Linked DNA regions of Homo sapiens: region 1 is linked to region 2. Evidence: chromatin loops called from intact Hi-C (ENCODE). Cell type or tissue: IMR-90. All regions are shown on one strand. Each heading gives the region's core, and the rest is flanking DNA. Links, peaks and the distances in the headings are about the cores only. Region 1 holds the start of LINC02357 (long intergenic non-protein coding RNA 2357). Region 2 overlaps RBPJ (recombination signal binding protein for immunoglobulin kappa J region).

Evidence for each region. A loop is a pair of places that touch in the nucleus more often than their neighbours do. Peaks named below come from ENCODE experiments on the same cell type or tissue, not always from the same donor. Only the 100,000 strongest peaks of a DNase experiment are listed, where the experiment ranks them.
Region 1: a loop joins it to region 2, with 2.8 times the contacts of the local background. A loop is called at or near these places in 16 of 110 quality-filtered maps.

Annotation. Positions count from the first base shown.
Region 1 is chr4:26,064,945-26,073,279 of GRCh38, forward strand. It overlaps LINC02357 (long intergenic non-protein coding RNA 2357), which reads left to right and starts at 5,810. Exons shown (of 3, transcript XR_925506.3): 1 at 5,810-7,076. In IMR-90, for the core only: a CTCF peak has its summit at 4,468 (motif pointing right); no DNase peak of the experiment used is centred there.
Region 2 is chr4:26,326,359-26,334,693 of GRCh38, forward strand. All of the region lies in intron 1 of RBPJ (recombination signal binding protein for immunoglobulin kappa J region), which reads left to right. Among named protein-coding and RNA genes, the nearest start is that of RBPJ, 9.5 kb to the left of the region's middle. RefSeq lists an enhancer at 4,589-4,883. In IMR-90, for the core only: a CTCF peak has its summit at 4,029 (motif pointing right); DNase peaks (open chromatin) are centred at 573 and 4,033.

The sequences.
Region 1 (8,335 bases), core at 156-8,155, 260 kb before region 2:
TTCAGAAATTCAGGTTGATGGAGCAGCTGCCATCTCTAATGTTGCTGGCCACCACGACAGAGGAAAACAGAATCTAGAAAAAGCCACGCTGGCTCTTAAAGCTTCTCCCCAGGATGGATAGAGGTTGCTTCTATTCATGTTTCATTGGCCAAAACAAGTCATGTGGCCACACTTAACTTCAAAAGGGAAGAAAGGGCAATCCTGCTGTGTTCCCAGAAGGAAGAGCCCTATTGACCCCACATTATCATTGTTATTTTGTAACTGATTGAATATCAAAAAGATGCAGAAATAATTTTCTAAAAAATCTGTTTCCCTGTTTTTCTCGGGTTTTATTATATTTTATTTAAAAAAATTTTTAGAGACAGGGTCTGGCTGTCACCCAGGGTAGAATACAGTGGCACGATCATAAGTCACTGCAGCCTTGAACTTCTAGGCTCAAGCCTTCCTCCCACCTTAGCCTCCCAAGTAGCTAACACCCCAGGTGTGCACCGCCATGTCCAGATAACTTTTTATTTTTTATTTCTTTTGGAGAGGCGGAGTTCTCACTATGTTGCCCAGGTTGGTCTCGAACTCCTGGCCTCAAACAATCCTGCCTCAGCCTCTCAAAGTGCTAGGATTATAAGCATGAGCCACAGCGCTCTGATTTTTTCTGGTTTTATATTCCCCAGGGACCAGGAGACATGACTGAGCCATACTCTATTTACCCCACTTTTCACCATACTACGCCAATCACTTTAAAATCTGTTGGTCCTGGTGTCCATGACCCAGGGGCCAGGACCAGGTCACTGACATTTTCAACAATCTCTTGCTGGTGAAATCCCAGAGAAGAGGAAAGAAGCTGTATCTTGGGCCCAGAGTCACAAGCAAACAAGAGAAAGAAAGAATTGAGGGACAAAAGAAGAAAAGCTCTCCTTGAGAGAGGGTGGTGTCTTGGGTCTGGAGCAAAGGGCTGCGAGGGAAGCTGGACGGGGCAGGGGAAGGTGCTAAACAAGGATGTAGCATCAGCTGTGGTCTTGTTCAGCCTGACTTCATGGGCAGCTCTGAAGTGTGAGTTGCACACGGAGTGGGTCCTGCCCTGAGGCAAGGGAGCTGACCTTTTGTACCCCATGACTATGAGTCATTGGCAGTGAGCTACCTCTTGAAGGGGGGCATTCACCTTCTGGGTCAGGCAGCTCCTGTTGGGTTGGTCAAGGGCAATTCTTGGAGAAGGGGGCCACTGTGCGCTGTTCGCATCTAACCCTAGCAGGCGCTAGGGGATGCGTGCAGCAGCCCCATCAAGGGACCTGGGTGGGGCACCAATAGCATCTACTACGGGTGGTCAGAAAAGCACTAGAGGGCTCATCTGCCATCTTTCCCACCCATATAACTGCACTTTCGAAGCATGAGATATATTGACATTAGTGGGGTAAGTAATGGCATCCAATGGCTTCCCATTTACCTCCTGGATTAAATGCAAATTCTGCCATCAATGTATATTTCCAGGCTATGTCCCAGTGCTCTCCCAAACCCAGCCTATATGAAAAGTCACCTGGAAACTTGCCATCTTCTGAAGAACCTCTGTGCCTCGGATCAGGCTCTTTCTTCTGCCATGAGTGCCCTCTCTACCCCAAGACCCATGAAATTGTATCCTCACTTCAAGGCCCTTTCAAATACTAACCAATTCATAAAGCCTTTCCTAATCACTCAACGGGATGTGAGCTTTTTTTTCTTTCTCTCAAACACTCTTTGAAACTTCAGAGTCCTTATTTTATGGAGTGGGTCCCATTCCATGAATTTGAGTCGTTTGATCAGGTTATTCCCCCAAGTCTTTTGTGAACTCTTTAGGAAGAATTGAGTCTTTTTCTCTTTGCAGCATCTGGCAAACACCCTGAAAGACAAAGGCACTAAATTAATATATGTGTAATTGAATTGAGACTTTGCTGAGATTAAACGTCTGTGCTTAATCAAAGCCTTGTCTTATACACATCACCCATAACAATAACAGGCATGTACTGAGCATTCGTTTTGTGCCAAGAACTGTGCAGAAAGGATTTTCTTCACATTAATTATCTCATTTAATTGTATTATTAATGATCTCCACCCAACAGATGAGAAACTGAAGCTCAGAGAAGGCAAGCAACTCACCCAAAGCCACACAGGTAATAGGTGGTAACAGGGTGGAGACTCGTATGTCTAAATTCAGAGCTCATACCCCTAACCTCTATGAAGCAGCTGTGATAGGGACAAGCACAGGTTTTCAATCAAAGACATGGCTTCTGATTGGGTACATCAGCAAAACTGGCAGAGACTGGCAAGCTCTGTATCCAACCCATCCCCTTTTCCTCCTGGGCAAAGAGACCAGCGATTCTCAGGTTTCAATGTGCATGTGATTCACCTGGTGCTCACTGAGAATAGAGGAAACAAGCAGAAAACACACACGTGCACCCACCGTAACACAATGTGAGAAAGTCTATTATAGAAATATGCTCACAGTTGGGAGAAGAAGGCCGGAATGCAGACAGAGGTGCAAGGGAAGTCAGGAAAAGTGTCCCAGAAAAGGTAACCCCAGAGCTGAGTTTTTTTTTGTGTTTTTTTTTTTTTTTTGAGGCAGAGTCTTGCTCGACCCAGGCTGGAATGCAGTGGGTGCGATCTCGACTTCATGCAACCTCCACCTCCCAAGTTCAAGCAATTCTCCTGCCTCAGCCTCCCGAGTAGCTGGGATTACAGGCGCCCACCACCACGCCCTGCTAATTTTTTTATTTTTAGTAGAGACGGGGTTTCAGCATGTTGGCCAGGCTGGTCTTGAAATCCTGACCTCGGGTGATCCACCCATCTCAGCCTCCCAAAGTGCTGGGATTATAGGCATGTGCTACCACTTCCAGCTCTGAGTCTTAGGAAGTAGGGAGTGGGAAGAAACTGCATTACAGGTGGCAGCTTCAGCACAGACAAAGGCAAGAGAGGCGAGAGTACACGAGGGCATTTGGAGAACTGCTAACAGCTGAATATAGCTGGAGGGTAGAGTGAGGGTAGAGTGAGAGAAAGAGCCAGGCCTGGAGAAGTAAGAAGAGGGCAGGTCCAGGAAGCATCATTTGAACCATGTACCAAAGGTAAGGGGAACTGCTGAGGCATCTCAAGGTGAGCGAGAGTGTCGGCCTGACCTTCAAAACTTTCCTCTGCCTGCTTTTGGGAAGACTGGATTAGAGGGGCTGAAGTTAGGGGCCGCTCAGTTTATTTTTAGATGAGGAGCTTCCTGGGTCCCAGCAAGCCTCACTGCCTGGGACCCCATAGCGGGAGGCTGTCCCTAGGATTCAGATGATCCATGCAGGGCATTTCAGAGGCCAGGGAGTCACAGAGCCATACAGCCCTGGGGATGCGAAGCAGGCACCTTGAAGAAGGCCACCAGCACATGGAGTAAAGGGGAAAGGAGGCTGAAAGTTCAAGAGGGGTGGTCTAAGACAGACCCACACAGACATCTTTTCCCTGGGATCAGTCTGCTATCTCTTCACCAGGCCATTAGTTCTCAGCCTTTCTCCTGTTGAACATAGAAGGCACATGACCTTTGCCAGCAGGACCCATGTCTTTGATACACCCAGGGTCATACACACTCCCTGGAGCCACCAGTACTTGCAACTGAGAGTGACATTCACAGAGGGATGACCATGAACTCACTTTAATTTACAAAATAAGTAATTCACACAAAACCATTGATGTCTTCTCCATTGTTAGAAGTAGACTATAGGCTTGGAAGTCAGACAATCTCAGATTCCCATTCTGACCCCCTCACTTATAGGCTGTGTGGCGCTGGGTGAGTTACTTACCCTCTTTGAGTCTTAGCATTCTCATCTGCAGAATGGGTATGATAATAGAACTCCTATGCTGGAGGGTCCGTTAGGATTGGATCTGATTATGCAAACTAAATGCTTGGCAATGTGCCTGCTAATGGTAAATACTCAGTAGGTGATAACTGCCTTATTATGAATATTTTCTTATTCTTGTCATTAGCAATATGCCTCACGGCCGATGGGAGCACACCTGTGGGTAATAACACCGTGGCTGCCTCTTAGCCTATTAGAGAAAGGAAAACCATTTACTCCTAATTGGTTCACCTTTGTCCTTGAAAGTCATCATGCTGTGTTTTTTTTTTTTTTTAAAACATGCTGTAATTGAAAATTCAGTCTAATTCACCCAGCCCTCCCCTCCGTTCCCAATCAGTGGGACTTTTGCTGGATAGGGAACTGGGTTGTTCATAGGTTCTAAGCCAAAACCCAGCTTTAATTTCCTATTATAGGCCTGTCCTTTTTAAGATATGCTGGATGAAAACAACATCAGTGGTGGGGCAGAAGGAGCTAGGAATGGCCTCCTGTGCATTGACAGGGGAAGTATTCAGTCCCGTAACAATCTTTCAGCAGCCCACATACCTGGGCTCCATGTGGCTTGTACTCTCTGCCTCTCCAAGAAGCTGTTTCTCTTCACCACCCGTAGGGGGCAGAAATACCTTGATTAGGGCCCCCTCTAACAGTGTTTCCATCTGAATAAATGGGAATGCTGCCCGCTCAACCCTACAAGAATTTAATTAGTTTGGTTGTTGGCAGGTCCCCCAAAGATGAAAAGAGCAAGAGATTCCACTGTCTCATCCAAGCCAGTGTCCTCTCCGGCCCAGACCCAGTCAAGAGCCCCCTAACTAGTCCTGCTAAGTAAGCCCACTCTGACCCCGCCAGCACATTCTATGATAGAGAGATCCATTTAAAAATGCAATCTCATTCCATCACTTCCCTTGTCAAGCATTCTCAATCGCTTTCTCAATCAATGCTAGGACTCAGATTTTAGCCCCCAGGGCCCACGTCTGGCTTCTGCTGGCTCGTCCAGCCTCATCCAGGCCCTTTCTGCCTTTCTGTGCCCAGTCACACCAGGGCTTAGGCAGTCCTTTGAGTGTGGGGAGCTCCTGCCCACCTCTGCCTAGCTGGCATCTTTGCTGGGAGACCATATCTTCCTTCCCCACCTCCCACCTGTACTCAACTTTGCTCCTATGTTCTCAAGGTTTCTTATTTTTCTCCCCTGTGGGCTTACCCCTGCCTCCCCCAGTGGGATATCAGCTCCATGAGGGCAAGAACTGTGTTTTATTTACCTCTTCATTCCCAGTACTGACCACGGTGCCTGAGCGGCATGTAATAGAGAGTTGACAAACTTTTTAAAAATGACAATCTTTTTTTTTTTTTTTTTTTTTGAGACAGAGTTTCGCTCTTGTTGCCCAGGCTAGAGTGCAATGGCATGATCTCGGCTCACCACAACTTCCGCCTCCTGGGTTCAAGCAATTCTCCTGCCTCAGCCTTCCGAGTAGCTGGGATTACAGGCATGCACTACCACGCCCGGCTAATTTTGTATTTTAGTAGAGACTGGGATTCCTCCATGTTGGTCAGGCTGGTCTCGAACTCCCGACCTCAGGTGATCCGCCCGCCTTAGCCAAAATGCTGGGATTACAAGTGTGAGCCACCACACCCAGCCTCAAAAATGGCAATCTTTTATTATATTGGAATTGCACATGAAGAGCTCTGTTTTTGCCAAGGGAGATGGAGTGGAAGTTGGTTTATCCATTTGATTGCTGTAGACTCAATTATTCAAAGGGCAAATGCAGATCTGCCTATTCCTTCAGAATATTATGCTGTCAGGAGTTATTTCCCTTAATCTTAATGTTCCCTTTATGTCCTTCAAACTCCTTCTCAATTAGAAGATGCTGTTTATTACTTCCTTATCCATGAAGCCTCAGGCTTCTTTGGTGGTTATTATGTCACAGAGAGGAATCTTGTCAAAATCAAATGGAATGGAGGCAATCGGGGGAAAACGATTTTATTTTTCATCTGATTACCATCATTTTCTCTCTCTCTCTCGGGTCTAAGAGTGGGATGGATGTAGGAAGAGGAAGGAGTTGTCCTAATATGGGTTACTGAAATGTTATTGGCCCATGTTAAATACAGAAATGGAGGGTTTAGAAATGTTTAAGGTGATTTTACTTTGCCACAGTGTCCAAGCACCTGATCAATGATCCTGTCTTGATGAAGAGGGCAGTGGTGAGCATTTGGGGTGCTGTTGAATTTGTGTGGTGGCTCACACACACTAGGACCACATATCCTCCCTCAAAATTTTGGAAATTTTAAAAAACTCATCCTTAACTGCAGAGAGTTTATAAAATATGTTGTCAAAGATAACATAGCCCTAGTCACATGGTAAGGAAAAGCCAACATTCAAGAAATGCTTGGAAACTGAGAAATGTTAAAGGCAGGAGTACAAAGGAGGTGAAGAGAATGGTCACTGTAGGTTGAGGTGAAACAGGAAGTCGATCCTTGGAGATGAATCCTCAGAGGGTCTTGAAAAAAAAAGTTGGCAAATATTAAGGGGTAGAAGGATGTTTCAAGAGAGAGGAAGCCGTGAGCGAAGGCATGGAGGCCTATGCAGAAGATGTGAAGGCCATGCACATTATTTGCTGATTGAAATAGAAAGGTCAAGAGTCTGGGTTCTACCATTTGGCAACCGTCCTAATGATAATTGATTCAAGTAAGAACACTAATGGATGCTAAGGAGTGGGCAAGTTTGAGAAATAACAGACTATTTAGATAGTCTCAAAGTATCCGCCCTCCAGATTCTTAATGACAAAGCAAAACTAATAACCCTCCAATGATAAAACCTAGCAGATACCACCTTAACTAACTGATCAGTTAGTGTTACAAGAGATGAGAAAAATCCACAGCATTTGCCTCCTGATGTGATGCACTGGGGAAAACACAACAACACAACATCATATTTGTGTTATTCCTGCAAAAAAAAAATAGCATAACCTAAATCTACTCATGAGGAAACATCACGCAAATGTCACTTGAAAAACATTCTACAAAATAGCTGGTCCGTATTCTTCAAAAATGTCAATATCATGAAAGACAAAGATTGAGGAAGTGTTGCAGATTAAAGGAGACTGCAGACACGTGACAACTGAATGCAATGCATGATGTGGGATTATCTTTTGCTTTAAAGCAAAATGCTGTTCTTTAAAGGACAGTATTGGGACAATTGGTGAAATCTGAATAAGGCCTGTTTACTAGATAAAGGTATTGTATCAATGTTAATTTCCTGAATTTTGTCATTGTACATTCAGAGAATGTTCTTATTTTTAGGAAATACACACTGAAATATGTAAAGGGACATTGTGTCTCAAACAGTTCAGAAAAAATATAATACTAGTGAGGATGCAGATGTGGAGATAGATCGAGATACAGGATAAAGCAAAGTGATAAAATGTTAACATTGGGGGAATCTGGGTGAAAAGTATGTAGGCCTATGAGAATTATTTTTATTATTCATGTAACTTTTCTGTGAGTCTAAAATTGTATCAAAGTTTAAAGTTAGGCTGGGTGTGGTGGCTTATGCCTATAATCCCAGCACTTTGGGAGGCTGAGGCAGGCAGATCATTTGAGGTCAGGAGTTCGAGACCAGCCTGGTCACCATGGTGAAACCCCATCTACTAAAAATACAAAAATTAGCCAGGCATGGTGGCATGTGTCTGTAATCTCAGCTACTTGGGAGGCTGAGGCACGAGAATCGCTTGAACTTGGGAGACAGAGGTTGCAGTGAGCCGAGATCGTGCCACTGCACTGCAGCCTGTCTCTAATAATAATAATAATAATAATAATAGTAAGTTAAAGGAAGAGAAGAGAGCCATTAGGCTCTGGTCCCTTCTTTGCTCTGTATAAATGTGTAATTTTGGCTAAGTCTCTGCACCCCTGGGTCTCCTCCTGCCCTTCCAGTTGGAGGCCTCGTGGCTTGCCTTTCTTGTTCTGCCTCCTCCCAGCTAATTTCCAGATTGACACCTTGTCTCCTCTTCCTGAGTCAATGTTTCTTTCGCACTGCGCCCTGATAGCTGATCTCTTTGGCTTAATGCCCCTTGAGATCTGGGCCACCATGGAGGTTTTTGTCCAGCATCCAGGACATTTTTTGCCGACTTGGGCTTGTACTCCAAACACATCAAGGTAATTCACATTTATTGAAGTCCTACTCTGTGCCAGCACTGCTCTTGATCTTTTCAATAACCTAAAAGGTAACTTCTCCAATGTGTGTGGTCTACTCTCACTATTATCTCCACACAAATTTCAGTGGCTCCAAAGCCCTACTTCCTTGATCAGAGAAAGTTCAATATTTAGTGGATCATACCTTCATATGAGAAAACTCAGGACCACCTAAACACGGATCCTACTTGGTTGTCCACTTATAGCTATGGATCACAGAGCTAGGATTTTTGGCTTCAAGTCCTCAATGTTCTATTGAAGGGGTCACTCAGGGTTCCAGCTGTCTCCATTTCTTGGGTACCATC
Region 2 (8,335 bases), core at 245-8,244:
TTTGTATAAAACTGACAAGTTTAAATTTCACTTTTGTTTTTTATATGATTGGCTGTCAGTGTTTATCAAAAGATTCCATTATTTTTAACTGTTTTCAGTACTAGATGGCTAGGGATGTATGTTAGATTAAACCGTAGAACACTGTAGACTGCTTTTTGGGGAATCCATGCCATAGAACCAAATAATAAGTTGATAATTTACATGGAGACTCAGGTCTCATGGACATATTACTGACAGATAATTTCTTTAAGCTTCAGGTTCTACCTCTATAAAATAGGGGATGATAATTATATTTTATCTGTCAGGCACATTGTGACTGTCAAATAAGGTAAATTTTGTGAAATAAGGTCAAATGAAACAGTGTATGTGTAAGTGACTTGTAAACAGTAAAGCGTTCTATACAAATATTTTAATTACTATAAGAATCAGTTTCCTCTGGTAACCTTTCATCTTGAGCAGGGCTCAAGATGGACTTTTTATACTGCAAGCTGTGGTTTTGTGGGTCATGTTTTAGGAAGGCAGCAATGTATTTGGTGCAGAGGACCGCAACCCTTGAAATATGTGCTTTGGCATTTTAAGCAGACATATTTGTTAAATTACTGCTTGACCACGAATGTTGTCATTGAGTCACCCCCAGCTTTTTGGGGTCTATTTCTTACTGCTCTCTTCTCTGCTTGGGCAGCTGTAACAATGTAGGAATGTTGAATGTCTAGCTGCTACTATCTCTCAGACTCTTATCCTGCCCACAGTTCTGTATGCCTCTTAGGCCTGGCACAACATCATGGTGTTGCTTATGCCTCATTAGACCTGCTGCTTAAGGGAATTAAATGATACCCTAATGGTCTAAAAAGGGTAATGTATTTCCGAACATGTCATATTTACTGTAGGAGGTTGGGGAAGGCGTCACAGGCACTGTAAGTGGTAGTAATTACCTATCCGTATAGATATTTGTGTAATTTTGTTGTGTTGAGACAATGCATAATGGTAAGTTTGAGAGCTTTTCAGTCATATTGGTGAAGTTTACGGCAATCTTGGGAATATTTATACTATTTTAAGTTTACAAAAAATAAAATATAGAAAACACATTTTTTTAATGCATTCTGAGTTGCAAAAGCCTTGCAATGAAAACTGCATCTATTTGATGTGAAGCAGAATACACTAGAGAATCAAGTTGACCCTGGAGGTTTTTTTTTTTTTTTTTTTTTTTTGTATTCAGTAGTCTTAGCCTAAGAGCTAATGATTATCTGTGCATTGTTAATGAGATGATAATCAGAGTTGTAAGTGATAAGAGTAGTTTCTCATAAAAAGTTTACATAACAGGAGAAAAAATATTTAATGTTGGGCGCAGTAGTAGCTCAGGCCTGTAATCCCAGCACTTTGGGAGGCTGAGGTAGGAGGATGGCCTGAGCCCAGGAGTTTGAGGCTGCAACGAATGGTGATCATGCCACTGTACTCCAGCCTGGGTGACAGAGAAAGACCCTGTCTCAAAAAAAAAGTTTTTCACTCTATAAAACTTTTTTATAAGTATGATATTGTGTTATAGAAGTACAGTATTGCTTTATGAAATATAAATGTAATATTGTAGTTTTTTTAAAATAATGTGAACAGTCTATTATGGACATAGCTTAATTTCCTCCAGTACAAACTAGCTTTAGACTGGTTTGCATAAATAGAACAAAGGTATATGTTCCCTTTTGGAAAACTGCAGATCTGCAAAGATTGTGCCTGATTTTGCCAGCATGTTTTTTCACATCTTTTTTTTTTTTTAATTTGATAACATTTTTCATGCAAAAAATTACCTAGATCTGTACAAAGCTCCTAATCCATACACCATTTGGAGTAAGCAGAAACACTGGGGTCCTAAGACATGTAGGAGGGGTGTTAAGGAAAATGTTAATAGTATAACCATGCTTTAGTGGCTCTCCTTTTAGTATTGTTTTAATAACAATATATTTATTAAATAAGCAGTTGAACACTTATTAGGTATAAGACACTCTTTGTGCTGGTCCTATAAAGATGGCTAAGAAATGGTTTGGTGAAGCTCATGACTTGGTAGAGTGTACACAGGTAATTATTGTGTAAGGGAGATTATGGTAAGTGCTGTAACCGATATTTAGTGTTGGTGGGAACACAGATGTAAATGATTATCTTCATTTGGAGTTCATAGAAAAGGTGAGAGTTGATAGGGAGTGATGGGAAATTAAGCTGGAAAAGTAATTGGGAGCCTCTTGGAAGACCTTGAGTGCTAACCTGATTATTTGGTTTTTTGGCTGGTTGGTGTTTTTTAGAGACAGTCTCATTGCTCTGTTGCTCAGCCTGGAATACAGTGGCAAAGTCGTACTTCACTGCAGCCTCAACCTCCTGGGCTCAAGGGATCCTCCTGCCTCACCCTCCCCAGTTGCTAGGACTATAGGTGTGTGCCACCAAACCCAGGTGTGCGCCAGCAACCCCAGCTAATTTAAAACATTTTTTTTGTACAGACAGCCTTGCTATGTTTTCCAGGCTGGTCCAGAGCTCCCGGGCTCAAGTGATCCTTCTGCCTTGGTCTCCCAATGTGGTGTGATTATGGATGGCCTAAGGTGATTATTTGAATATTAATCAGGGATACAGAGGACAAGGGTAAGGTATTGAGGTTTTTGTTTGTTTGTTTGTTTTGACGGAGTTTTGCTCTGTTGCCCAGGCTGGAGTGCAATGGTGCGATCTTGGCTCACCGCAACATATGCCTCCCGGGTTCAAATGATTCTCCTGCTTCAGCCTCCCGAGTAGTTGGGGTTACAGGCATGCGCCACCACTTTCAGCTAATTTTGTATTTTCAGTAGAGACGGGGTTTCTCCATGTTGGTGAGACTGGTCTCGAACTCCTGACCTCAGGTGATCCACCCGCCTCAGACTCCCAAAGTGCTAGGATTACAGGCATGAGCCACCGTTCCTGGCGGCATTGAGGGTTTTAAGATGAGGTAGGGCTGGATGTAAACAGTGTAAAATAGATTGGAATTGGTGGACACCATAAGAGAAATATAATCAAAATCTGATTTTGGTGGTGGGCCTAGGAATGAATAGGCCAAGAAGCTCTTTTTGAGGCAGGGTGATGTAGGGAACTTGGGAATAATTGTACTGTAAGTCACTAAAATAAGTTTGTGGCTATGAGCATTTCACTTAAGCTAGGTCTTTTCCTTTGTCTAAAAAATGGAAGAAAATAATACCTCATGGTATTGATGTGAGGATTAATAAGAGATAGAAAATGCCTACTGGGCCGGCTGGGCGCGGTGGCTCACGCTTGTAATCCCAGCACTTTGGGAGGCCGAGGCGGGCGGATCACGAGGTCAGGAAATCGAGACCATCCTGGCTAACACGGTGAAACCCTGTCTCTACTAAAAATACAAAAAATTAGCTGGGCGTGTTGGCAGGCGCCTGTAGTCACAGCTACTTGGGAGGCTGAGGCAGGAGAATGGCATGAACCCGGGAGGCGGAGCGTGCAGTGAGCCGAGATCACGCCACTGCACTCCAGCCTGGGCGACAGAGTGAGACTCTGTCTCCAAAAAAAAAAAAAGAAAATGCCTAGCTTGGTTCTGGTAATAGTAGGTGCTCAATAAATAGGTTCTCCTTACCCCTTTTCTGAAGTGTGGAATTTAAAGGGTAAGATGGGAGTGGGGTACACCCCCTTCAGAAGGGAGGGTAGGAAAAAACCTGAAATTAAAACCTGGTGATAAAATAATCAGAAAAGGGAAAGTTCTGAGTAAGGTGAACAGATACAAGAGAACCTTTTTAACAAAGTGTTGTGCTTATTGTAGGTCTTTAATAAATGCTGGATGCTTATTTTTGCATACTTCTGTTACACTTAACATTGTTCTGCAATTATATAAATTTATCTGTAATTGATTGTTTAATCTGTCAGTGAGCTTCATAAGAAAAGGAGCAATTATTTTACTTACCTTGCACAATTGTGGAGCACCTACCATCTGCCAGAATGTTATTTGCTGGATGAATATGGCTTGAGCAGATTTGGTAATATATAACACTTGCCACTAGGTGGCTCTTGGTCTTGATAAAGCTGACATTCAGCATAGATAGGTTTTTCTACCTAGAAACCCACGTAGAAACTGACCCCCGGATTATATTCACTTTTTTGCCTTTTCTGTACCTATATTTTTTGAAGTGGAATATGAAACACATATCATATAGAAAACTCATTTAGACTGTTGAAAATTAGAAAAGTGTAATGCCTTTAGAATATGTCCTGTAGAAAGAAGCAGAATGGAAGCTCAATGAAATTCACAAGTGAACAAAGCACATTTCCCCATCTCTCAATGTGCTTAAAGTGAGGCATGATGGTTTGATTTTAGGCATTGTTTTTTGTTGTTATGACTGCGTAAATTGCTTTAAAGGAAGATATTGTGAGGATTTGTTTCTCAGAGGATTTGATGAACGATGATGAAGCGTGGTGTGTACTGATGCTAGGCTATGATTCTGTGTGCTCTTATTTGTATTGTACTCTTCCTATTGAGAAGTAACATACCATCTAATGGTAACTTACATAACATAGAAAGGTAACTACATCCTGTGTGACACGTGTGATATATATTATTAAATCCATTAGATTCAGGAAATTTTAGAGCCAGAGAAGACCTTACTAATCATATATTCTAAAAGTACCCATTCATTTACACAGACAGGTTAGATAATGGCTGAGACACATTCAGTGACTGAGCTAGTTCCTGGTTTGTTTTAGGGGGAGGGGAAGGCCTGTGTTAGTCTTTTGTTTTTGAAACAGGGTTTGCTGTCACGTAGGCTAGAATGCAGTGGTGCTGTCATGGCTCACTGCAGCCTCAATCTCCCGAGCTCGTAATCATCCCACTTGAGCTTCCTGAGTAGTTGGGACTAGGTGCACGCCACCATGCCTAGCTGGGTTTTGTAGAGACGGAGTTTTCCATGTTGCCCAGGCTGATCTTAAACTTCTGGGCTTAAGGGATCTGCCGGCCTCAGCCTTCCAAAGTGCTGGGATTACAAGTGTGAACCCCTGTACCCAACGTTATGTTTTTTTTTTTCCCATACCTTTCTATTTATCTCACTCAGCTGCCTTTTAATGTTACATGCATTTTTAAAAAATAGCCCTTTTTCTCATATGTGCAGACTTAGAGCAAGACTGTAAATCCCTCAGCACCCAAGCCTTGATGGGTAGAGTGCGGCGGCCAGTGTTGCTTCATTAAATGGTCAGCTCGGAGCCTGCCTGCTCTTTCCTCGTTTGCTGTGTTCCTGTTTTTGGTGCTGCTTATGATCTTTGTCTTGTATTTCTAACTGACCAGGTGGCCTCTTCAGGAACATAGTTGTCCTCCTCACTGCACACCTCCTTATCCACTCTGCTTCAGTTGCTCCTACTCGAGAACTGGCTGGACGCAGTTACCTCTGGCTTACTCCAGTCTCTGCCTCTTTTCTCTCTAGCTTCTTGGTTATGCCACCTGCAATAAATTGCAGCTGGCTGTTTCCACAGCCTCTGGAAGGGAAGATGGAAGGACAGAGGAGAGTGAAAAGAAAGAAGGCTGTCATACAGAGAAGAGAGGCTACAACTTGAAATTTTATACTGAAAGATGATCTGGTTTATGAACATGATGATGATGTGTGTAGTGAATTTTTTCTAGTGTATATGCCAAGGCAATATTATTCTCTTGACTATGGGATTCATTAAGTCTGTTGTATCTGTCATCCATGCTTATCCACATGTCAAGGAAGTGAATTAATTTCAGCATTCCCAAGATAGAAGTGATAGTATATGGTAATTTACTTACAGCTTATAATAATGAGTGTCATTATTTGATTAAATGGATATTACTAATTAATGGGAGTTGCCATGTCACTATTGTAATGTTAAAAAAAAAAAGACCTTTCAGAGGTTATTTCATAATTATTGGTAAGTAAGCCATTCTTTGTCCTGGCCTTCCTCCCATGTATTCAATGTGATATGTACACTTTGCACACAGGATTTACTGACATGTCATTTACTTAAACAGCAGTTTCTTAGGTACCCTAAGTCCTGGAAATTGTCAGTTGCTTAAATAATTAAATACAAATAAATCAGCTGTCCACCTAAGCTACCATATACATTTTTGTTTAAATTCTAATGTAATTTAAAAGGCATTTATTTAATTTTTAGCTTGTTTTCATAGTTATTTCAGGGAAATGACCATCTTGATATGGAAATTTTTCTTAGAAATTAATTGATTTCACATCTGTATAAAATAATCATCTTGATTATTTTTCTTGTTGGAAAAGTAATGTTTGTTATAAGAAATTCAGAAGTTATTTATTTACTTCTTGAGACAGGGTCTCGCTTTGCTACCCAGACTGGAGTGCAGTGGTGCCATCATATCCCACTGAAGCCTGAAACTCCTGGACTCAATCCTTCCATGTCAGCCTCCCAGGTAGCTAGGGCTACAGACACTCGCCACCAGTCTTGGCTAATTTTTGTATTTTTTGTAGAGACGGAGTCTCTCACTGTGATGCCCAGGCTGGTTTCAAACTGCTGGTCTCTGGTGATCCTCCCACTTTGGCCTCCCAAAGCACTGGGATTACCAGCATGAGCCACCATGCCTGGCCTCAAAAGTTACTTAAGTATATTGTGTAAAGTGAGCCACTATAGTCTTATACCAGGAAATAATCACTGTTAACAATTGGGAGTACCTTTGACCCTTGAACAACACAGATTTGAACTGAGTGGGTCCACTTATATGTGGATTTTTTTCCTCCAAACTTGGATGGAAAATACAGTATTCATGGGATGCAAGAATAGTGTATATGGAGAGCTGACTGCCGGTCTTGAGTATGTGTGGATTTTGATGTATGGGAGGATCCTGCAAGCAATCCCCTGCGGATACCAAGGAACAACGATATATTTCTTAATTTAAAGAAATGGAAACGCTGACATTCGATTCTATTTTAAAAATTTCAGTAGTTTTGCAAACATAATATTAAAGGTGCCAGGGAGCTAACACTTTGTTGAATATCTACTCAGTCCTCAACTACAATGTGAGGGAAGTGGTATCTCTATCTATTAGATTACTTTAAATGAATTTCCAGGAAATAAACTTATTTTTAAAGTTACACTTGATTAGACTAGTCTTTGGGCTCAAAGTTTCTCTGAAGTAGCGTAATGTATCTTTAGGTAAAAATTTTGTATTTCATTTTTAAAAAGTTTTTTAAATTAAAAAAAATTTTTTTTTTGAGATGGACGTCTCACTCTGTTACCCAGGCAGACTTGGAAATTTTGGGCTCAAGCATTCTTCCTGCCTCATCCTCCTGAGTACCTGAGATTACAGGCATGCATCATTGTGCCTGGCTTAATTTTATTTATTTCTTGGGATAGGATCTTACTGTGTCACCCAGGCTGGAATACAGTGGCAAAATCACAGCTCACTGTAGCCTCGACCTCCCAGGCTCAAGTGATCCTCCTGCCTCAGCCTGCCAAGTAGCTGGGACTACAGGCTTGCACTACCATGCCTGCCTAATTTTTATTTTTATTGTAGAGACAGGGTCTCCAACACCTGGGCTCAAGCGATCCTTCTGCCTTGGCCTCCCAAAGTGCTGGAATTATAGTTGTGAGCCACTGTACATGGCTCGGACATAATTTTTAAAATAATTTTGTCAGGGCATCCCTGGGATGTTGTTCTATCAGTTAATCCAACTTTTCTGCCTTTTCTTTTTTTTTTTTTGATGGAGTCTCGCTCCGTCGCCCAGGCTGGAGCGCAGTGATGCTATCCTGGCTCACTGCAACCTCTGCCTCCCAGGTTCAAGCAGTTCTTCTGCCTCAGCCTCCCGAGTAGCTGGGATTATAGGCGCCCACCACAATGCCCAGCTAATTTTTGTATTTTTAGTAGAGGTGGAGTTTCACCACGTTGGCCAGGTTGGTTTCGAACTCCTGACCTCAAGTTGATCTGCCTGCCTTGGCCTTCCAAGGTGCTGGGATTACAGGAATGAGTCACCATGCCTGGCCCAACTTTTCTGCTTTGTATTTTCTTTTTTTTTTTCTAATATTCCTTTTTTGCCTACAGACCAATTTTTAGGTTTTTAAATTCTGTATACATCCTGTGTGGCCTTGGGCAAGTTACTTAATTGCATTGCAACTTAAGTTTTCCCTTTTGTACAAAGGAGAGCATACATGAGAATTCTTCTGAGGATCAAACGTGTGTATGCAAAGGGGCTGCAAGACTAGGCCTGGTCTATAAGGATTGCTTAACGTCCGTTTCCTTTCTTAACTCAAGCTACTGCCATGCCTTTTATTCATCTCTTGACTTGGTCTTGTTTTTATTTTCCCTTATGCTTACATATTAAAACCTGATTTTCAC